Regions from separate parts of the Homo sapiens genome. Here region 2 is linked to region 1. The links are chromatin contacts, found by Hi-C or POLR2A ChIA-PET in ENCODE. All regions are on one chromosome and are shown on one strand. Each heading gives the region's core, a stretch centred on a gene start or an enhancer-like site at or near the end of the contact. The rest is flanking DNA. Distances are from core to core; before and after follow the strand shown. Region 1 has its middle 390 kb from the start of LNC-LBCS. Region 2 has its middle 420 kb from the start of LNC-LBCS.

What was found. A loop is a pair of places that touch in the nucleus more often than their neighbours do. ChIA-PET counts read pairs that join two places held with the same protein, here RNA polymerase II (POLR2A).
Region 2: a map of PC-3 shows a loop between it and region 1 (6-fold over the local background). The contact joins two enhancer-like sites. A Hi-C loop is called at or near these places in 1 of 168 maps with a recorded cell type or tissue (PC-3). POLR2A ChIA-PET finds 5 or more read pairs at or near these places in 1 of 52 experiments (MCF 10A).

Annotation. Positions count from the first base shown.
Region 1 is chr6:19,412,537-19,418,037 of GRCh38, forward strand. No RefSeq gene overlaps it. Among named protein-coding and RNA genes, the nearest start is that of LNC-LBCS, 390 kb to the right of the region's middle. Within about 2 kb of position 3,360, at least 4 of the 41 ENCODE cell types and tissues checked have a DNase peak (open chromatin) inside an H3K27ac peak, as active enhancers do; they include PC-3, where a contact is called at or near this core.
Region 2 is chr6:19,377,624-19,383,124 of GRCh38, forward strand. No RefSeq gene overlaps it. Among named protein-coding and RNA genes, the nearest start is that of LNC-LBCS, 420 kb to the right of the region's middle. Within about 2 kb of position 2,833, at least 2 of the 41 ENCODE cell types and tissues checked have a DNase peak (open chromatin) inside an H3K27ac peak, as active enhancers do; they include PC-3, where a contact is called at or near this core.

The sequences.
Region 1 (5,501 bases), core at 2,110-4,609:
AAAGATTGGGTTCAAGACAGAAACTGAGTTCAGTCTTAAAGATACTAAAGAAAGTAACATTTTACATGCCCGAATTTTGATACCTGAGAATACTCTCCCAGCTTGTGGTCTTGATGGGGTACTTTATTTGAATTCAATGGATAGGTCAACCTGGAACTTTGGTTTGTAATCTGCTGCAACTCTGCTGACCAGTTGACTTCAGCAAAGGAAATCAATGATCCTAACCAAATCTCATGTGGCTTAGAGGGGCCAACCAAATACATTCCCTCAACTAGAGGAACTATCTAGTTAGATTTTGCATTTGATGTTAACCATGTTAGATTGCCACTAATGAAGACCAACTGAACATTTTTTATTGTTTTTATTATTATTGAACGGCAAGCTAGACAGTGGCTCCCTCAGGTAACAGTTACTGAGCTTCCACTGTTGGCCAGGCACTGTTATAGGTGCCGGAGAGTCCACAGGACCATGATGAACAAGGTCATTGCTTACACAGGACTTTTGCTCTAAAAAGAAAGAGTGACTCATTAAAAAGAAAGAAAATAATGGAGAAAATACCAGAATTAAACAGGGTGATGTGAAGGGATGTGGGGCTAGAACATCCTTTGTATGTTCAAAGATGGCCCTTTAATTAAATGACTTTTAATACACATCAAATGAAAAGATTATCAAACATTCAAGATGATTTTTTAAGTCCCAAATATATTCATAAAGTTTATTTGTAAGACAACCACTTATTCTGGGTAATAACTATTCAAGCCAGTTTGGCTATAATAAGGACATAACAGGTAGGTAGTTACTCCTTGAAATAGCCTATGGAATACAGCTGCCTGTCAAGATGATTTAGAAATTCCGAACTTGCTTCTTTTATTCTCCCAAGATCATTTATTATTAATTGCACATTCATGAGTTTTAAAGAGAGAAACAATATTAATTGGGCTTTGTGGGGGACCTTGTAAAATTGTGCAAGAGCCAGAGAGGCTGATGAAAGGAAAAGATTAATACCCATGTAGTGCCAGGAGGGTGACTAATGCGATTACTTCCTTATGAGGCTGTAGCTCTCAAACTCTCGATTCCAATTTTAACAGAACAAAGTATATTTGAAGCTCATGCACTGACTTTTTGCCCAAAAATATTTGAAAATTATTTTTGCTGCAATTAGAAACTTTATTCCAGAGATAAGAAGAGTTTTCCTATCCAGAATTAGATAATTATCATATTTGTGAACAAATTGGCTTTAGCCACAGTGAATAATACAAGTAGGTACAAGCACCAAAAATGTTACCACCGAATAGTTTTCTTTAGTATGGAAATGCTAGTCAATCTAAAGTATAACAGCATAAGGAATTTATTTATTATGGCCATTTCTTCATATAACATCACGGTTATGAGTGGTCTTTTTACGATATTTATTATACATTTTTAATTTGGATTCAATGTATCTGCATTGGATTTTTTTTCTTTCTAAACACAAATCTCTATCTATACTTACGTAATAATGACAATGCATTCTTTAATTAATTGTAACATTCTCAGTGTGGCCCTTATTATTGTTTTTCTTAAATACAGCAGCAATTACAACAACTTCACTCTACTAAGTGTTTAATTTTTAATTGAAGATGCACAAAAATTAGCCATGTCTTTCAGCTCGTCCTAAGAGAAGTCACCTGTCAACCTTCAATACAGTCAGAAGGATTCCAGGAGCAAAATGAAGAAAACTGAAAGCAGTGTTTCACTTATAAGACTAAGAGAATTTAAAAGACCCTTTTTAATGAATAAAATAAGCATTTTTATCTATGTTATCTATTTTATCTACTTTATCTAAGCATGTTATCTATAGTCATATAACTAACCACCCTAAAACTTAAATTTATTATCTCTCATATTTCTGTGAATTAGCTGAGCACAGCTTAGTGGTTCTTGCTTGGGGTCTCTAAGGCACCTGCAGTCAAAGTTGGACTGAGTGGCCACAGTGGCTCACTCTCATGGCTGGCAGACGATGCTGGCTCTTAGCTGCGAGCTTAGGTAGCTTGTCCATGTGACTTGGGCTTCTCACATCATGGCAGCTGAGTTTCAAAAGCAAGTGTTCCAAGACACTAAAAGAAGAAATGTACTAGTTTTCCATTACCATGTAACAAATTACCACAAACTTGGTGGCATAAAACAATGCCCATTTATTATCTCACAGTTTCTGTAGGTCAAAAGCCTGGGCATGGTTTAGCTGGATCTTCTGCTCAGGATCTCACAAGGCCTGATCAAGGTGTCAACCATGGTTACGATCTCAACGGAGTCTTAAGATTCTTTTTCAAGCTCACTTGGGTTGTTGGCAGAATTCATTTCTGGCAGTTATAGAACTCAAGGCAACTGCTTTCTTTGAGACAAACAGGGGAATGTCTCTGAGCTCAGGAAAGACATAAGCTTTTCTCTTTGTTTAAAAAAAAAAGAACAGCTGGCCAGCCACGATGGCTCATGCCTGTAATCCCAGCACTTTGGGAGGCCAAGGTGGGCAGATCACGAGGTCAAGAGATCGAGACCATCCTGGCCAGCATGGTGAAACCCCATCGCTACTAAAAATACAAAAATTAGCCAGGCATGTTGGTGGGCACTTGTAGTCCCAGCTACTTGGGAGGCTGAGGCAGGAGAATCACTTGAACCCAGGAGGCGGAGATTGCAGTGAGCTGAGACCACGCCACTGCACTCCAGCCTGGTGACAGAACGAGACTCTGTCTAAAAAGTAAAAATAAATAAATAAATAAATAAAAGGACAGCTTTATTGAAATATAACTTGCTCATTTAAGGTATGAAATTCAATAGTTTTTAGCAGAATTGTGCAACCATCATTGCTTTCTAACTTTAGGATGCTTTTGTCATCCCAGAAAGAAACCCTGTGCCCATTAGAAGTTACTTTTTTTTTTTTTTGAGATGGTGTCTCGCTCTGTCACCCAGTCTGGAGTGCAGTGGCATGGTCCCGACTCACTGTAACCTCTGCCTCCTGCATTCAAGTGATTCTCCAGCCTCAGCCTCCCGAGTACCTGAGACTACAGGCACACACCACTGTGTCCAGCTAGCTAATTTTTGTATTTTTAGTAGAGACCAGGTTTCACCATACTGGCCAGGCTGGTCTTGATATCCTGACCTCAGGTGATCTGCCTGTTTCGGCCTCCCAAAGTGCTGGGATTACAGACATAAGCCACCGCACTTGGCCAAGCAGTTACTTTCAATTCCACCACTGCCCCTAGCCCTAGGCAACCAGTAATCGTTTTTATCTCTATAAATTTTTTCCTGTTTAGTTATATTAGTGGAATCATTCACATTCACAAAAGACTTAGTGACTGATTCATAATCATGAGTCACTAAGTCTTTTGTGACTTAGCAAATGTTTTCAAGATATAATGTTGTATCATGTATTTGTACTTTATACTCTTTTATAGCTGAGTAATATTTTTATGGATATACCACATTTTATTTATCTATCAATGTTGATAGACATTTAGATTATTTTTATTTGGGGATTATTGTGAATAATGCTACTATAAACATTCATGCAGAAGTTTTTGTGTGCACATATGCTTGTATTTCACTTGGTTTTATACCTAGAAGTGAAATTGCTAGATTATATGATAACTCTATGTTGAACAATTTGAGGGACTGCTAAACTACTTTCCAAAGCAGCCACACGATTTTCCATTCTCACCAGCAATGTATGAAGATTTCTATTACTCCTCAACCTTTTCAACACTTGTTATTATCTGTTTTTTTTTATTACTACAACCATCCTATTGGGTGTGTAGTATCTCATTGTGGTTTTGATGTGCATGTCCCTAATGACTAATGATTTGAAGGTATCTTTTTATGTGCTTATTAGCCACTTGTATACCTTCTTTGGGAAAATATCTATTCAAATCCTTTATTCATTTTTAAAATTGAGTTATTGTTATTTCAATTCCTGAGTTTCCACAGGTTTTTTAAAAATATATTATGAATACATTTCTTGCTAGATATATGATTTGCAAATATTTTCCCAATTTAATTGGTTGACTTTTCACTTTCTAGATTATATCCTTAGAATCATTACAATTTTAATTTTGGTGAAGTACAATTTATCTTTTTTGGTCTTTTGCTACTTTGCTTTTGATGTTGTATCTAAGAAATTATTGCCTGCCCCAAGTTCATGATGTTTACTGTATGTTTCCTAAGCGTTTTATAGTTTTAGCCATTGCATTTAGGTCTAAAATCCACTTTGTGTTTATCTCTGTGTATGGTGTGAGGAAGGGGTCCAACTTCATTCTTTGGATATCCAGTTGTTCCAGCACTATTTGTTGCAAAGACCTAGCCCTCTTTAAAAGGACCACCTGACTAGTTCTAACCTAATCAAGATAAAGTCCCTTTCATTAATTCAAAGCCAACTTACTAGAGATCTTAATTACATCCAGAAATGCCTTGGCCATTGCCATATAAGGTAGCATAATTCCTGAAGTGACATATGTCATAGTCATAGGTCTCATCCCAAATCAAGAGAAGTCTACAGAATGAGGCATGCACTCTATGAGGTAAAATTTTGGAGGACAACTTAGAATTCCCACTACCATGGATAACTACCAGTGTCTTCAGGCCTGGACTTGAAAACTGACAGAACATCATTGCCATCATATTCTATCCACTAAGCAGTTATAGGGCCTACCAAAATGCAAAGGAGGAGTAATAGGGTTCACCTTTTCATGAAAGGAGTTCCTAAGAACACCTGCCTGTCTTTAATCTGCCACAACCTGTTATCATAAAAAGAAGTTTTAGAGATGGTTGTTTGTTTGTTTATTTGTTTATTTATTTATTGGATACAGAGTCTCACTCTGTCACCCAGGCTGGAGTGCAGTGGCACGATCTCAGCTCACTGCAATCTCCACCTCCTGGGTTCAAGTGATTTTCCTGCCCCAGCCTCCTGAGTAGCTGGGACTACATGTGTGCATCACCACGCCTGGCTAATTTTTTTGTATTTTAGTAAAGATGGGGTTTTGCTCTGTTGGCCAGGCTGGTTTCAAACTCCTGACCTCAAGTGATCTGCCCATCTTGGCCTCTCAAAGTGCTAGGATTACAGGAATGAGCCACTGTGCCCTACCTAGACATGGTTGTTTATTAAAATATTTAAATTCTAGTTTTCTTTCTTCTATTTTAAGATTCTTAAATACTCTGAAAATCAAGAAGACAATTTGTTGTAAAGAAAAGTCTGAAACAATATAATAACTACCTATGTTTATATACTGAAAAGAAATTAGAAACCCAATTCTTACAGGAATCTGGCCTCTTCCTCTGTTGATTTGTGCTTAGCATATGCCCAGGTGAATCACCTTAGCTGTTTCATACAGTGCATTTCTTCTTTGTGAGCAACAGGTGACCTATGAATGACCTTAGAAAGATGATTCAACTCATATACAGAAGCAGTTTTCTCAGAAGTAAGAGGTCCAAAATGACTTGATTAGAACTGAAAGAGAAGGCCTCATATTAAT
Region 2 (5,501 bases), core at 1,583-4,082, 35 kb before region 1:
TTTCCTAAAATTCTTAGTTCTAAGTTTACTCTAAACTTTTTTTTACTCTAAACTTCTAATATTCTTATATACCAGTGCTTTTATTTCTATAATGTGATGAAGACCCAGAGGAGATAGCTAGGTCAATAGGTATGTGTATTGTTTTAAACAGATATTTCCAGAATAGTTTTCTGTAACCAGGAAGAAATTCACATTTCTACCAGTGATATAGGTTATGCCCTTCCCTCCACAACTCACCCCTGCCACTGTCTCCTCCTCTCTAGGTCTTGCCATCAATCTTTAGTTTGGCATGACCATATATGGATGCTGATCCTGGCTCCCATGAGCACCAGCAAGAGAGACAAAGTTCTTTGCTTCCCACGCTCTTCTTTCTTGCTCTTTACATGAAGGTGGGGCTCTATGGCTACATCGATGGTTGTGTACAGCCTGGGCTGCTGTCCCCTCCCTTGTGTGATATCCACACATTCCAGTTTCCCTGTTCTCTAGCACACGCAGCAGTCCTCTCCCTGAAGATGAGAAATGTCCCTGACTTCCACTCTTCTGGCAGCTGCTTGAGCTCTCAATGTCTTAACAGAGACTTAAGAAATTCTTCATTTTTTCTTTTTATTTTCTCTGGCTTTCTTTTTATTTTCCAGAGCCTTCTCAGGTTAAAGCTGCAGAACAAATCTGCGGGGCAAAGGGCAGGAGTTGAGGATGGTATAAGCACGATCCCTAAGCACCATGTACTTAAAATACTCCTTCATTTCACTCTCTGCACATTGGCCATGCTCTTGGAAAAAGCTTCCTAGATTATTCTTTTCCTTGAGGCTCCATGGGCTTAGACCACCACTGGCCTTCCAGGATGTCTGCGTTTGTAGTGTGTACAATCTGGGATCTACTTTATAGCCACCAAAGATCTTTACTGCATATGGGTATCAAAGGGAATTAGCTTTTCTTCATTATCTGTTCTTATCTTACAAGAATTTGCAATATTGACTAATTAATGGTCCTCACACTCACATTATTTGATCCTCACAAATCAACACACAGTCAATAGCAAAGAACATAAAAGAAATCCATAGAAAACTAAAGGAAAAAAGATAATCTTGTAATGACTTGAAAATCTTTGCTTCTCTTTTCAAATGTAAGTTCTTTCCTCTGAGAAACAAGATGGAAAGAATGAAGAAGATGGAATTTCTGAGCAACATCTATAGGGATATGCATGTGAGCACAGGCTACAACATGTTCTCTGGCCTCTATGACATTGGAAGTGGCAAGAGAAAATGTATATAACCACGGCCAAAAGAAGCCTTCTTCCTTTCACTCTATCTTTGACCCTGAATTATTTATTATCCTTAGAAGCACAATAGAGATCAATGTGATTGACATTATAAGAACCAAAGATTTTACTTCCATGGAAACTTACTTTTCAAAAAGTCACTGTGGATGGGTTAACCCAGCTGGCAACATAGATATGATTTTCCTTCTCTCTACATTGTCTTTTTTGACTAGGCAGGCAGTTGAATGGCTCTATAAGCCAGAGACCAGTGAGATATAAAACAAGGTGATGACTCACCTTGAACAGGATGGAATTGACATGCTATCACCTTGTAGAGATGTAAGTGCCAGAAACACAGTTGGAATTTTGATGGGTAATAATTATTAAATCTGAATAATTAAGCATATCTATTCTTAGGGATTATTAGACCTAATAATTATTACCCAGAAAAAATATGTGTGGCTTTGAAATCGACATTTTATCACCAATGATGAGCCTGTCAATTCCATCCCATTAGCCAGTTTTTGTTGCCATCTAATGTTAATGTAAGGAAGTCACTGGAAATCACAGTTTATAACAGTACACACTTACATGTACTGTTTAGTGAAGTATAAACTATCAAAAGACTTTACTATTTATGCACAGAACACCTAACATTCTGATTCATTAAAAACAATTATAGTGTGACCAGATAGCATTTCACACTTCTCACTCTAGCAACTTCACTAAAAGAAAGGAAAAAGACAAGTGAAGGATCAACATTTATTGGCTACATACAGATGCTGACTATTTTACATTCCCCATTCCATATAATAATCACAACTACTTTATCATTAGTCTTTGGTTATAAGGAAACTGAAGCTTTGAGAAATAAAGTCCCTTGCCGGGTCCACAGAACTGGTCAAGGATAAAGGTGGGATTTGAACCCAGATCAGCCTATTTCTCATGCTTCACAACATAAGATATATGTTCCATGAAGCATAATTCAAGAAAAGGAAAAAAAAAAGCAAACCATTTGACTAATAATTTCAAGCTGTATATGGAGTGGAATTCAAAAGTCACATGGATTTGTAGAATAAACTGATGTTTATTGTACAAATAAAGGCCACAGATTTGAACCAGGCCTGTCTGATTTTAAAGCTATGTACTCTCCACAACCCTGCTGTATCTCCACCAACACATATTCTTTATCCCCATTGCTGAGAGAAACAAATGTTGCCAAATGCTTTCCAGAAAAGCAACTTGAATTTTCTTTGAGATTACTATGGGTTTGTTAAACTTGATTGACCCTAATATTACAGTTGGAAATAAAAGGTTGTTTTTAAAAGCAAAAATTAGGGGTAAAAGGGTTAAAAACTTTTTTTTAATTGGCACAAGGCAACTTTCAAAGGAAAGTTGAGAACACCAAGCTGGGGCAGAAACAGACAAGTCACTGGGCAGAGGCAGAAGCCCAGGGATTAGCAGTAGCTGGCATGGTGATGCTGGCAGCAGCTGCAGCAACATTCATTTTACTCAATTCATCTTATTTCAGCTATCAAACCAGGTGGTCACAGGAACAATGAGGGTACGAACTTGTTTTCAGGATGTTGCCAAATGTTTTCCTCAAGAAAACATGATTCAGATATGTTATATCATTGGAGTATTTACAAGGTCAAGGAACACCCATAGCGCTTGGTGACACATCAGAAAGGAAGTATTAAATCTGGGTTAAAGAGCTGGACTGACTGTGTGAGCCCCATAAAGTGTGTTCTGTTCTGTTAGGCATCATGAATTTTGTTAGAAATCAGCCCAGGATAAAGAACATGTTAATTTGACCTCCAAAAGCCTTCAGGCACTATATGCATTTGTAAGTAGTAAAAGTAAACCACAGAGATTTTGTTTCGGGACCAGATAGAAACATGAGGCAGAAAAGGAAAAGTTCTGTATTTCAATGTCTTTATTTTCAGTATGGGCCGAGGAGTGCAGATCACTGCTTTTAAAATCACCAGTCATGAAATCAATTCAGTGGCACTGACAAATATTATTTTAAAATGAACTACGATAGAAAATAGCAGAGTATATTGCCTATAGTAAAAGTAAGAATTGTTTCATTAAAATTTCCTTCAGTTATGTACATACAGGCACACATAAGTTTGTGTGCACTGGGACACAATATATAGAATTTCTTAATGTGTGTCACAAATAAATTTGAAAGCCACTGGTCTAGATGACATCTAAAGTGGCTTCTGGCTCTAAAACCACATGATTCTGCTTTCATGCAAGTTGGTGGCATCTGGCGCAACTTATTGCAGCCTCCAAGTTTCCTGTAGGTTGCTTAGAGATGGCTACAAATGGTCTCAGAGGGGCTGACGTGTCAGAGCTGCAATCTGCCAAATCCAGGGCAGCTCCACTTTCATCTCCGGTACATAGTGTGTTAAGCAGCAAGGTGTGCATGCATTAAGGGCAATACAGCCTCTGGAAACAAAAAATAGCTTGAAACCCATGGTCCAAGGATATGCTAAGAAATCTAGAGCCTGTGATCCCCCCACAGACAGGGAAGAGATGCTAAAATGTCCCCATATGGGCCAAACACATTATGTATTTTCTGCTTTTTTTTTTTTTTTTTTTTTTTTTTTTTTTTGGTGTGAGACAGAGTTTCGCTCTTGTTGCCTAGGCTGGAGTGCAATGGTGTGATCTTGGCTCACTGCAACCTCCACCTCCCAGGTTCAAGTGATTCTCCTGCCTCAGCCTCCCAAGTAGCTGGGATTACAGGCATGTCCCACCACGCCTGGCTAATTTTGTATTTTTAGTAGAGACGGGGTTTCTCCATGTTGGTCAGGCTGGTCTCGAGCTCCCAACCTCAGGTGATCTGCCTGCCTAGGCCTCCCAAAGTGCTGGGATTACAGGCATAAGCCACCTATCTATATTAGTTTATTTCATTTTCACAACGCTTTTAGGCTATTAGGTCTCTCTTCCCTCTTTGGCTATTATGTCTCTCTTCCCTCTTTTAATAGTTGAATAAAAAGAAGTTTAGAAAAATAAATAAGTGACATGCTCAAGGCCACAGATTTGAATCTAGCTAGGGCTGAACCAGGCCCTGTCTGATTTTAAAGCCATGTACTCTCCACCACCCTGCTGTATCTCCACCAACATATATTTTTTATGTCCATTGCTGAGAGAAACAAATGATGCCAAATGCTTTCCAGAAAAGCAACTTGACTTTTCTTTGGGATTACTAAGTGTTTGTTAAACTTGATTGAACCTAATATTGCAGTTGGAAATAAACGGTTGTTTTTTAAAAGCAAAAATTAGGAGTGAAGGAAGAAAAGGTAAGTATGTAGAGGGAATTAGAGACCGATAAGGTTCCCAATATCGACAGTTCTTTTTAGAATGACTCTCTGAAAAACAAAGGAGAAAAAGGGAGAATGCTGAATTCAGCTTTCACAAAGTCATGAACAGCTGGAGTGTTTCTGCATGATTTATCCCAATGTAACAAGTTTGGAATTTTTAAGTTTTGGGAAGGAGACATGAAATGAAGTTCATGTTAGTTTTGGGTTATCTTTGTAACAGTTACCCTTTGATGCCTAGGAATCTTCAATTTGGAAATCTAGATAATATGTTCCTTGCACAGCGAAGATTTGAGAATCATCCCCTGGACTTGGAACATTAACCTTCCTACCTCAGGACTACTTTACCCATTGAAACCAGCCTCTTTTGTGTGGAGGCATTTCTTGGCTTTCTTGCTAGAGTTTAGGACTCTCCACCGGCGTTGTGTTAGCATTTCGATGAGGACAACAGTTCACGGGAGACCTTTCTTCAAACACTGAGTTTCTGGTTCATTCAAATTTCTGTTTTGGGCTCCCAGAAAAATACCATCGAGAAAGGACAGATGTGCCAGTGAACTAGGAACATCCTGAGTGGGTCAGGATATGCTCCAGAGGTACAATGACCTTCCCTTATTTGTGGTGACAAGAGCTTCTACTTCGAGATTGGCAGGGGCCCCAGAAACCTGTCAGTTTACATTGCTAGGCAAACGATGAATGGTACTGTTACAGTCAGTGCCACATTTTAAAGACCTTGTTTGGACAGTAAATTGGCTTGAAATAAAACATGAAGAATCTGGCTGTGATTTCAATGCCCAGGTGAGATGGTTTCAAAGCCTGGGGGAAAGGGCAAAGAGGGTGTGAATCTTCAATCAAGAAACTAAATAGCAGCTGTTCCCATAGGCAAGCAGTACAAATGATTCTGCTACTGAGATAGGCTT